Regions from separate parts of the Homo sapiens genome. Here all the other regions are linked to region 1. Evidence: read pairs that join two places in POLR2A ChIA-PET (ENCODE). Cell type or tissue: OCI-LY7. All regions are shown on one strand.

Region 1 (4,000 bases):
GTTAAAAGAGAAAAAAAACCCATGGAATTTCATCTTCTTAGAAACAGATGTTGAAATTAAGATTCAAAAAAAGCTAAGTTTTCTGCCTCACTCTTCACTAATGGGAATGAACAGAGACAGAACTGAAGCGCACGCTTTGTGGTTTCACAGCCTCTCCAGTCATATCACGACTGCTTTTCATCCTGCCCTTGACAGAAAAGAGACATTCACAGCCCTTTCTCAGATAGGAAAATGACATTATCAATACAGGAATGTGATTTCCTGTATTGATTTCCAATTTCCCATGCTCCCCTATCTCCCTGCATGGGCCGCCATGGAAAATCACCAAAAGCACTCCTCTGATCCCAGGTAGTTCTGTTCCTGCCACCTGTGGCCTTTTGCTCTCCCTAATTCCTCCTTTTCTGGCAGAACCTCTCAGGTTCCCTACGGAAGACCTACCAGCAAGCCACTACAAATTATAGTCAAGAAATGCTTTGTTGGCTGGGCCCAGTGGCTCTCTGGGCCCAGCACTCTGGGAAGCTGGGGCAGGCGAATCACTTGAGGTCAGGAGCTCGAGACCAGCCTGGCCAACATGGTGAAACCCCGTCTATACTAAAAATACAAAAATTAGCCGAGTGTGGTGGCGGGCGCCTGTAATCCCAGCTATTCGGAAGACTGAGGCAGGAGGATCACTTGAACCCGGGAGGCGGAGGTTGCAGTGAGCCAAGATTGCACCACTGCACGTCAGCGTGGGTGACAGAACTAGACTCCGTCTCAAAAAAAAAGAAAAAAGAAAAAAAGAAAATGCTTTGTAAAGGCAAACCCACAATGGTGTGCAGTAGTAATACCACTGGAGTTGCCTGAAAGTGTCGAAGTCAGGCATTCCCTGAGCTGGGAACACTGCATTCCTCTTCATCTGTCCCTATAAGGTATAAAGGCTGCAATGTCAAACCAGGTCCCTGAAATAGCTCCAAGAATCACACGTTTCTGCAAGTAGAGGCACAGACTACATTTAAAGAGGGCCTTGTTCATAAGAATCGGGGGCAGGAATAAGTGCCAAATGATGAAGGGAAAATGACAAAGTAGCCAAGTAGCAGGTTACAGGAAAGCTCTGGGGGTTGATCTCAGGGGTGGCAAGCGGGGCTGTGCTTAGCTCTGGCCTCCGGGATTGTCTTGGCTGTCTGTCGTCATCTCTTGGAGGGGTCCTGATTAGGCGGACAGGCTTCTGTGTGGAGGGCTGGAAAGCTTGGCTGAACTTTTCGGTAAAGAACACAGAGGTAGGATTGAAAGCTCCTTTTCTATCTACCAGGATAATTTGTATCTTGGAAGAATAAAATATACATTTTTTTCCAATTTGTTTTTGCCTGGGCTCTTTCTACCTGTCCTCATCTCTCACCACTGTCTCTCCATCTCGGCTCCAATCTTATCTGAAGTTTCAGCTCTAATGAAATACCTACTGTCAGCGGTGTGCCAAGAATGGGGCCGTGTGAGCCATCTGCCTGGGGTGCAGGCAATAACAGGGACACTGCCCATAGAGAAATTTAAAAACAATCATAAAATAGGCTAAAATCTACTTTTGCCATGTGCTGGCAATTCTAAACAATGTCAGCTACTAAACACACCTTCCAGAAAAAAGATCTCTGGTTGGTATGCGTTCTAAACAACTGCTGGGGTGCTGGCCGAGTTTTAATGATATGTTAAGGTTTCACATTAGCAGATTTTTATTAGTCATTTGTTTGTAAATATTGTTTTCTATATGGAAGTAAATTTGGAGACCGGCCGACTGCTCACAGTCAACTTCCAACACATGTCAACTTAGCTATACGCCCTGGTTTCAAGAGCAAGCCGTTAATAGTTCAGAATCCTTCTAGCTGACTTTGCACATAGTGAGAGCTGCATACTCTTCTGTTTAAACAGTGGAATCAAATAAGCAATGATTATCAGTGACTGGAAAAGAAACAGAACTTGAGTTATTTCGCTTTGCCATCCCCTGTGACCACCTGGAATTTCTAAATCAGTGTTTAAAATTTAAACTGGTGAAACTGTATGAACTGGGGGGTAGAATACTTTTGTTTGGCAAGAGCAAGTTTTAGCTCGCATGAGAAATCTCTTACTAAATGTGATGATAGCTTTAACGTGAAACTGCTTTTTAATTATTGCTTGTTTGAAAACAAAAGGACAAATCAAGAAATTAAATGTCCGTGACATGATTTCATAGCTGCCTACCTTTTACCTTTTGCAAATGCTTTGATTTTATTGCCATTTACTGCTAATTTTTGTAACTGTCTGATTAGACATGAGACACACAAAGTTTGATAAAAGGAAAATGCTACAATCAGCAGTTTTACTCTGGCTGTTACTATCATTCATTTAATTTCATAATTATCACTATCAGTAGTTTATGGAGGGAGATGGTGTTAAAAACGACCTGCCCCAGGTGCCGAACACGCTGGGTGCTGGTTGCTCAGTGTGACCGGTTGTCTCCTGCCGAGCTGCTGTTCCTTCAAGCATGATGCTTTTCCCCTTGTAAGTTCCTGCTCCCACTTTGAGACTCAGTTCACAGCCCCTCCTCTGCCAGACTCTTCCGATTCCATCTCGCCTAAATGATCGGTTTTAATTTCCCTTCTTGCCTTTGTGCATTAGTTTATCCTTGCATTGGCTGTGCTGCGGTTTCATGATTTGTTAGTCTCTTTCTGCCTCTAGATGATGAGCTAATGGAGAGCAGAGATCACAGCTCATTCATCTCAGTGTCTCCAGTTCCCAGCCTAATCCCTGGCACATAATGGGTGCTAAATCATCACTCTTGGAATGAAAGAAGAATGATGTGGCTCTCAATAGCTATTAAATTAGGCTTGGCTTGGAGACTGTTCTTTACGCTAAGTTTTTTCTGTTTTGTCAGCTCAGCGGCTAACACCCTCTCCACAGGTGCTCCCCCTGCCGCTGCCTCGCACACCTCAACACTCACCCTAGCGCCAAGGTGGTGGGCAGAGGAGGCAGGCAGGGGACAGGTATGGGTGAGGATACAGAGGAATGGGACGCGAAATCCAGACTTCTAGAAACTGTGCAGCGTCCCTTGACATCAAAGCAAGGGCAGTCACTGTTTCCTGAGAAGTAAAGCTTAGGATGAATTTACATTGCCTATGAATAGAGTATTCCCACTCCCCAAACCATTCTATATGTGGGAATAATCTAGAAGCAAAAAGGCCAAAATGATTTCCTCTTTTTACTCATTCCATTAACTTTGGTTTAATTGAATACCTACTGTGGTCCAGCACGATTCTAGGGTCTATGGAAAATACCAGGAAAGAGGCACATGTTCATTGCAGAAAAATCAGAAAATGGAAATAGGCAGAAAGAAAGTTTTTCAAAATGCCCATAATCCCATCACCCACAGATAATTGCCATTAGGATTTAGGTAGAGATCTTTTCTTTGTCTCTGTCTGTGTCTGTGCATATGTGTGTGATCTATCAAAAGGAACCATAATACACATTCTGTTTTGTGATGTAATTTTCTCCTAATAACGTATCATGGCATCTTTCCATAGTCCTATGTGCTCTTTACAGTATTACGTTTAGCAGCTAATATTGCTCTGTGCCATTATATGATGACTTCTTCAACCCCCCACTCTATTATTGGACATTTAAGTTGGTTTTAAACTGGCTTTTACTGTTAAGAACCATACCTGTGCTGTTTACAATCATGAATCATTCACTGAGCAAATGCTGAACAGTTTCCTTAAGATAAGTGTCTGGAAGGGGAATGGCCGGGTCGAAGGGTAGGAACTAACGAGCTGCCCCTTCTAGACAGCCTGACGGGAAGGGCTCAGCGGAGTTTGTGACGAACCCATCATGAGAAGCTGATGTGGAACTAGGGATCTCCTGGGCTGGGTCCTACCCCAGGACGTCTCTTCTCTCCACTCTGCATTTTTATCCGTCCCAGGAAATGACTGATGCCACAGCTCAAAGGGGCATGGCCTTGAATAGCAGAGTCCAGGCAGGAAGCATGGCCAGAAGCCCTGCA
Region 2 (4,000 bases), 240 kb before region 1:
AGAAAACTTGCTCTATAGAATAAAAGAAATGCTGGCCGATTAGGGAGAAGTCATGCTGAGGAGAGTGGCAGAGAAAGGACCCAGAGTGGGAAGAGCAGGGCAGCTCTGGAGAAATAATAAAGAGCTTGGAAGAAAATTTTAAAATCATTTGAAGATAAGAGTTTGCAATATGCTTTGCAATGTTAACTCTTCTCCCCAACAGCCCACAAAAATCTTGAGTAAAATTCCCATTTTGTCTTCATGCATTTTGGAGTTGAACGAGCTTTGAGGACATTTGAAACATGGAGCATGACTTCCTCTGTGAGCCAGGACTAGTGGGAAGCCTGTTTAGTCCACGAATAATGGGGTTTCTCCCATTTTCCTCCTGTTGCTGTCCTCTTGACTGGTTCATTGTTTACCAGCATATCTGCCAGGGGAGCACAAGGAAAGGAAAAGGTGAAGCTGAGCGTGGTGGCGCATGCCTATAGTCCCAGCTACTCAGGAGGCCAAGACGTTGAGGTTCGCTTGACCCCAGGAGGTCAAGGCTGCAATGAGCTATGATTGCACCACTGCACTCCAGCCAGGGCCACAGAGCAAGACCTCGCCTCTAAAAAAAAAAAAAAAAAAAAGAAAAAGGAGGGAGTGGGGGAAAGGAAAAGCTGAAACCCAGATCAAAGAATTTCACCTCTGTCACATAATCCATCAATAAACGTTGACTGCAATTAATCAAAGAATTATGCTAGAACCTGTGAGGAGAGCCAAGAAGCTAAAACATAGCCCTGCACTGAGGACGCTCACAGTCTCCTCAAAGAGGAAAAGAAATGGGCCCTCAAAAGGGGAAGTGACCGCTCACGTCTGCAGGGATCCGTTCAGCAATCAGGCCTGCCCTGCACTATACGCTGGCACCACATGAAAGCAGCCTCACTCTCTCATCTTAGACTTTCTTTTCTCTAGAGGAGTGATGTGCTGAGCTGTGGTCTCAGAGCCAAAATCCGAACAGGAGATAACCCTTTGCTTTCTGGGAGCGTGGCAGTGGAAGGACTGAAGCGGTTGCAGAGAGCCTGCTGTTTATGTACTGGATGTTCTTGTTAGGCTTAGTAGGAGGTCATTTTCCCAGGCCTGTGGTGTCCCCCAGGATTTTCTCTCCTTTATCTTGTACACACGGACCTGAAATGTCCACATGAGGTCCCACAAATTACATTTTACTTCGCTCATGCACTCTTGGGTGCACCCTTTAGTATAATTCAATTCAGTGCATATCAACGTAGGATCCAGGAATGGGGAGCTCTGCCCAGGCTCTGGGAGAAGCAAAAACAAACAAAGAAGGGTTTTTGCTCCCCAAGAGCCAGTGATCCACCTGTGGGAATTTGGATTGGAAGCAGAAAGCCCCCAGTTAATTGCAAGCACATCTGTCAAAGTGATAATCCCATCAAAAGCAAATGAACCATTGCAGGATAGCCTGGAGCACGAGGGCCTTCCATCTTTGCTTGTTAAGTGGATGGCGGTTGGATAGATGTTGCTGAGATCGGTGCCTCCCATGGCCGAGAGGCAGGCAAGACACTTCAGATTCTGCCCCAGTTGGCACTATGCAAACAGGGTTATTTCTCTCAAACTGGTATTGAAAGAATGCTGCTGCTAATTCTACGAAATCTACAGGTGCATCCTGTTATTGCGGCACTGAGTTGAATTTCTGCAGTTTGTAATTTCCACCAGATTCTACTAGACAAGGGCACAGGGGTCCCGTGGAAAACCAAAATCCACTATGAATCAAATAACCCAACTCTACTCAAATGTCTAGTTCCCAAGCCACTGTTGACTTGTGGGTTGTGCCACCCAGAAAACACTGGGAGAGAACAGTTGGTTTGTATGAATCATGAACTGAGTCCTCCGTCCCTAACAATTGAAAACTGACTTTGTTAACATTTTGTGGCTTGTGGTGACCAGTGCTGTTGGGTCCCACAGATGTTGTCAGAGGGTCCTCTTTCCATTTGAGTGGAGGACGTGTTTCCTGGGGGGATAGCAGCAAAGCTCCCTGGCCACTTCTGTCATGATTTTAGTTCAGGGATGGATAATAGAGTTTATCTCTCAAGCCAGCACTGATGAGTTACCAATGGCGGCCCAGGACAAGGATTCCAAACCCCCTTTGGAGCTCAGTGGTCTGTGGTCTTTGCAGGGAGGTGAAGGCATGCTTGTGTCACATTTTGTCTAGACGTCTGTACAGCTTTTCAGCTGGCTTCCCTCACTCAAATGTGTCTCTCCACTCCACCATTCTTACCCATTGCTTCCAGTTTAATCTTTTTTTTTTTTGACTGAGTCTTGCTCTGTCGCCCACTGGAATGCAGTGGTGCAATCTTGGCTCACTGCAACCTCTGCCTCCCAGGTTCATGTGATTCTCCTGCTTCAGCCTCCCAAGTAGCTGAGATTACAGGCACCCACCACCATGCCCGGCTAATTTTTTTTTTCAGTAGAGATGGGGCTTCACCACGTTGGCCAGGCTGATCTCAAACTCCTGACCTCAGGTGATCTGCCCACTTCGCCTCCCAAAGTGCTGGGATCACAGGCGTGAGCCACCGTGCCCAGCCCCAATTTAATCTTCTGGAAGAATACTTTTCCCTTATCTACAACGTAACATTTTAGGAGTGTCCATAATGTCTTTGAAATTAAGCCCACATTTCTTAGCCCGGTATTCAAAATCCTTCATAACCTGCCCTGGCCTATCTCTTCAGTATTAATTCTTCGCTATCCTTCATGCTGTCTTTGCCACAAAAATGTTCCCAAGCAGACCAGAGAACAAAATAAAAATCATCAACTGCTCACTGTTCCTGCAACACCGCCTCCTCTTTTCTTGGTTTCCTCTGTTAAATCCATAAGCCCAAAGCTCACTCACTCCTTAACACCCAGCTCCAGTGCTACCCTGCTGAAGGAAGTCTCACCGCATCCCTCCCTCTGGAAGTGCTCCCCCTCCTCTGGGCTGTTCCCTTATCTGCATCTTAGGAATATTGAAAGGAATCACTAGCACTGACTAGGCCCTTACTACATGGCAAGCACTGTGCTGAGAATGTTGCATGTCTCTGCCGCTGACTTCTCACAGCAATCTGGCGGGGCCGGCATGCCATCACTATTTCCATGTTACAAGTGCAGGCATTGCATCTCATTGTGGTTGTGAAACACCCACACTCACATAATTCGTCAGGAGTGGTGTCATGTCTAGGTCCCAGGTCTGTCTAACCCTTACACATGCCACAAGCCCATCACTCTCAGGGCATTTACCAATTGAAAACTGCCTTGTAGCTCTCTGGAGACACGGCTGATCATTCCAATGAGGCTCTATGCATCTTTAGAGAGAGGATATGCCTCTAGGTCGCCTTCTTATTCCTAGTGCTGAGTTCAGTACTTAGCATGGAATTAATGCTCAGTCGTTAAGCATTGAATGAATGACTGTATGCAGAACCTTTTTAGAGCTCTGGATTTGGGAAACACAGTTAATAAGGCATCAGCCTTCACTGTATTTCATCAGGCTTTTACTTTGTGGAATTGGGTTTGAGAAAAAAAAAATCACTCAGTTGTGGCCCAAGTCTAGAGTCCACAATTATGCAATATGTTATGAAGGGTTTGATGGAAACCTTCAAGTGTCCGTAGGGAGAATGGTCAGTACATTCAACCATGAATTCAAGGACTAGTATGTGATCGGCCTGCTGATGTAAATTCCTCCTCCTCCTCCCTCCTCCTTCCTCTTCCTCCACTTCCTCCTTCTTTCTTTTTTTTGTTTTTTAATTTAAAAACAAATAAAACGTGCACATGAGCAGTCTAATCCTTTTCTTTGCTGCACAGCTTGGCACTGGGATTGGTGACTCCAATGGGCAGCTGGGCCACTGTTTCCAGGATGGCTTTGCAGTTCTTGGGGGCAACATTGAGGGCAGTCTCAGCACACTGAGATGTGTTGCACCTCAGCAGGACCTCCGGCTTCTTGACGGGGTGGACCAGGAGCTTCTGGAAGCCGCTGGGCAGCATGTACTCTGCT
Region 3 (4,000 bases), 92 kb before region 1:
TAACCACGGACTGGTCACACTGGGGCTGCCTCAGGCAGTGGGGGGTGGAGGAGAAACCACACAAGGCCAGAGGCATCTCTGGGAACTCCTGAGCATACCTTAGAACCAGCAGCCTCCTCCCGGCACGGGGAGCATTGCGGATCCTCACGTGGAGCTCGGTTGAGTTCAGCGCCAGGCTGTCTGGCGGTGACTCGGGCACGGGACAGATCCTGACTTGCTGGAGCATTCAGAGGTGTTCATTATGGAATCCCTGTGGGTTTCCTGTCTCTGTCCTTCCGGCTTCAGTTCTCCATCTCCCCAGGGAATCCTCCCCATGTAACATCAGGCTGTGACTCAGCCCCCAGCATCTTTCTCCCTTTCTCTTACACGCTGGGCCGGATAATCTTTATACTGAGCCTTCTGTGCGCTCCCCTTTTGAAAGCCCCAAATCCTGCTTAATCTCAGCAGAAAGCCTTCCAGCGTGATTTATCAGCCACCCCTTTGTGGTGTTGCAGGAAGTTAAAATCTCCAGCCCGGATTACAAAGACTGCAACTCGGCAGAAGCCATGGACGACTTCATGAAGAGGATCAGTTGCTATGAAGCCAGCTACCAGCCCCTCGACCCCGACAAATGCGACAGGTGATTCCCGTGGCTGGCCGTCTCTGCAAGACCCACATGAGGGTTCTTACTGAATTCTTGATGTTCCCACAAAGGATTTGCTCCTGGATACCTTTAAAAAAATTTTTTTAAGACAGTTTTTTTTGTAGAGATGAGGTCTCGCTATGTTGCCCGGGCTGGTCTTGAGCTCCTGGCCTCAGGTGATCCACATACAGCCGCTGGATACCTTTATCAACTCTCTTTGAAAATATCTTTTAAAAACAATCCTTGATGACAAATCATATTCAGTGGGAATATTTTGAACACTGTGTAGAAGTACAGGAAGTCAACATAGAGTTGAGCCTGATTTTGCTACTGTCCCTCCGATAGTTCCTTTCTTTTTTCTTTCCTTTCTTTCCATTTATTTATTTATTTATTTACTTACTTACTTGCTTGCCTGCTTGCTTAGAGACAGGGTCTCCCTTTGTCTCCCAGGCTAGAGTGCAGTGGCATGATCATAGCTCACTGCAGGTTCAAACTTCTGGGCTCAAGTAATCCTACCGCCTCAGCCTCATGAGTAACTGGGACTACAGGTGTGGGTGTCCACGCCCAGCTAATTTTTTTTTTCTTTAGTAGAGATGAGGTCTTGCTATGTTGCCCAGGCTGGTCTTGAACTTCTAGACTCAAGCAATCCTCTTGCCTCGGCCTCCCAAAGTGCTGGGATTACAGGCATGAGCCACTGCACAGGCCCCTTTCTTTTTTTCTCCATTTTCTTTCTTTTTTCTCCCCCTTTTCTGGGAGGCAGGCCAGCCTCACAGCCAGACACCAGCTGTGGGAGTTGTCTTACGCATATGCTCTGCCCCTTAGAAGGATTCAGTCTGTGCCCTGGAGGGGCCTACGGTCCCGCCTTGCTGTTCTCTGGGGATCACATCTTCGGAGACGGGCCAGGTGCATCCTGCTGTGGGTGGTGGCCTGAGCTGTGGTTCTCGGTGGGGTCTCTCTGCAGGGACTTGTCGCTGATCAAGGTGATTGACGTGGGCCGGAGGTTCCTGGTGAACCGGGTGCAGGACCACATCCAGAGCCGCATCGTGTACTACCTGATGAACATCCACGTGCAGCCGCGTACCATCTACCTGTGCCGGCACGGCGAGAACGAGCACAACCTCCAGGGCCGCATCGGGGGCGACTCAGGCCTGTCCAGCCGGGGCAAGAAGGTGCGGGGTGTGCTGCCGCATGGGCCGTTCTGGCTGTAGGGCGGTTGCAGGGTCTATAGGGTGGGTGGGGAGCTGTGTGCTGCTGCTGCTGCTGCTGCTGCTGCTTGGTGTGCTTGCTGTGTGTGTTATCTGTGTGTGCGCCTGCACGTCTCTATGCATATCTGTGTGCATCTCTGTATGGCTCTGTGTGTGTGTGTGTCTACGCCTATCCATGTGGCTTTGTGTGTGTGTGTCTTTGTGTTACTTTGTATGTGTTTGTATGTGTGTCTCTGGTGTGTGTATCTCTGTGCATGTGTGTGATGTGTGCGCGGTTGTGCACTAGGAAGGGAAGGGGCAGGAAGAGCTGAGCCTGGTCTCTGGGTAGGGTGTGTGCGGCTGTGGCTGTCCCAGTGGCCTGGGGCCCCCACGGTGTAACCAGGTAGTGCACAGCCCTACGTGGGCTGCCTGCTCCAGCCCTGGCTCTTGGAGGAGCTGCGGGCATCTGGAATCAGTGGTCCCCCTCCACCACCTCTCAGTTTGCCAGTGCTCTGAGCAAGTTCGTGGAGGAGCAGAACCTGAAGGACCTGCGCGTGTGGACCAGCCAGCTGAAGAGCACCATCCAGACGGCCGAGGCGCTGCGGCTGCCCTACGAGCAGTGGAAGGCGCTCAATGAGATCGACGCGGTGAGTCCTGGGAGGCGGGCAGGCAGCCTCACCCTCGGGCATGGGGCGGCTTCCCAAGAGGCCCTAGACACCCCTGTGGTTTGTTCCCCTGAGTGACCACTGGGTCCCCGCAGGGCGTCTGTGAGGAGCTGACCTACGAGGAGATCAGGGACACCTACCCTGAGGAGTATGCGCTGCGGGAGCAGGACAAGTACTATTACCGCTACCCCACCGGGGAGGTGAGCGCAGGCTGGGGCGGGCTGACGGTCCCCAGCACACATGACCACTGCTGTGCAGGGCTGGGCCACCCCTCCAGGGAGTTCACTTCCGTGTGGGTTCTGGGGGCTCCTACACCCTCCACCTTGGAACTGAGTCCCCCCAAACTGAACCTTCTAACAGCCTGGGGTGAAGTGCATTTTCCCATAAGCAGAAGTGAGATGTGTTTCCCTAGGGACATAGAACTATATGGGAGAGGAGGAAGGTGGTGTGTGAAGGTCCACTGGGCAGGGTGGTGGGCAGGCTGGCAGGAGGGGTGGCTCTATATCCCCTGGGCAGCGTCTGTGCTTCCCCGTGCACGGTGCCCGGGTGGCTGTGGCTGAGGACGCTGTTGCCTCCTCTGCCGATGGGATCCTCCTGGGCCTGGTGTGTCCTCCCTGCCCGTGCCCTGCTGAGCAGTGTCGTGCCTCAGGCCCCTGCAGGCCCACTGTCCTCTGGCCTCAGACTAAGCCTTACACACCGGGGCCCTGGTTAGCACAGCAGAGAGCCCACAGGAGCAGGAGCTTTTCTGGTCTTTTTCTAAAGTCACAGCCCTCCTGCTTCTTTTTACATTTTTAAATTGATAGAAAATACACATAACCTAAAATTGACCACTTTCATCACGTTAAAGTTATGATTTAGTGCATGTTAGTGTACTCACAGTGCTGTGCAGCCATCACCACAAATTCCAGGCCTTTCCCTCACTGCACAAAGAAACCCAGACCTGTTAGGAGCCGCTCCCGCCTGCCCGGCCCAGCCCCGGCACCGGCCCGTCTGCTTCCTGCATCTGGATCTGCCTATTCTGGGCATTCCATGTCAGTGGAGTCAGATGCCACACGTGCCTTTTGCGCCCAGTTCTTTCACACAGCATTGAGTTTTCCAGGTTCCCCCGTGTGGGAGCGGAGTGGGGAGGGCTTCACTCTTTTTGTGGCTGAGCAATAGTCCACGTTAAACCCTGCTCCTTCTCAACCACTGCTGATGATGGATGATTGATTTTGCGTGGCTCTCTGGCCGGTCTGATGCAGTCTGTGGCCAGCGGCAGAGCCCCTCCCGAGTGCCCTGAGCTCACGTGGGCCCGGCCCTCTGTGCTCAGTCCTACCAGGACCTGGTCCAGCGCTTGGAGCCAGTGATCATGGAGCTGGAGCGGCAGGAGAATGTGCTGGTCATCTGCCACCAGGCCGTCCTGCGCTGCCTGCTTGCCTACTTCCTGGATAAGAGTGCAGGTACCTCGGGCAGGTCGTGGCCCCGGGATGGAGGGAGGAGGGGACTGGCACTCGGCGGGGGGTCAGCCGCAGACCTGCCGTGGCCTGCCC

Evidence for each region. ChIA-PET counts read pairs that join two places held together with the same protein. Peaks named below come from ENCODE experiments on the same cell type or tissue, not always from the same donor. Only the 100,000 strongest peaks of a DNase experiment are listed, where the experiment ranks them.
Region 2: POLR2A ChIA-PET joins it to region 1 with 6 read pairs; 2 of 35 experiments call an interaction of 5 or more read pairs at or near these places.
Region 3: POLR2A ChIA-PET joins it to region 1 with 5 read pairs; 3 of 35 experiments call an interaction of 5 or more read pairs at or near these places.

What each region holds. Positions count from the first base shown.
Region 1 is chr10:6,310,994-6,314,993 of GRCh38, forward strand. It overlaps a transcript of PFKFB3 not described here. Among named protein-coding and RNA genes, the nearest start is that of LINC02649, 14 kb to the right of the region's middle. RefSeq lists enhancers at 3,392-3,892, 3,893-4,000. In OCI-LY7, CTCF peaks have their summits at 2,917 and 3,121; DNase peaks (open chromatin) are centred at 2,448 and 2,908; H3K4me3 peaks cover 834 bases; H3K27ac peaks cover 845 bases.
Region 2 is chr10:6,067,725-6,071,724 of GRCh38, forward strand. It overlaps the pseudogene RPL32P23. Among named protein-coding and RNA genes, the nearest start is that of IL2RA, 7.4 kb to the left of the region's middle. RefSeq lists a silencer at 897-986. In OCI-LY7, CTCF peaks have their summits at 1,203 and 3,884; DNase peaks (open chromatin) are centred at 441, 847 and 1,607; H3K4me3 peaks cover 1,819 bases; H3K27ac peaks cover 4,000 bases.
Region 3 is chr10:6,219,075-6,223,074 of GRCh38, forward strand. PFKFB3 (6-phosphofructo-2-kinase/fructose-2,6-biphosphatase 3) reads left to right here. Exons shown (of 15, transcript NM_004566.4): 7 at 495-619; 8 at 1,584-1,791; 9 at 2,307-2,453; 10 at 2,567-2,671; 11 at 3,781-3,910. Among named protein-coding and RNA genes, the nearest start is that of PFKFB3, 18 kb to the left of the region's middle. RefSeq lists enhancers at 1-31, 32-531. In OCI-LY7, no CTCF peak of the experiment used is centred here; no DNase peak of the experiment used is centred here.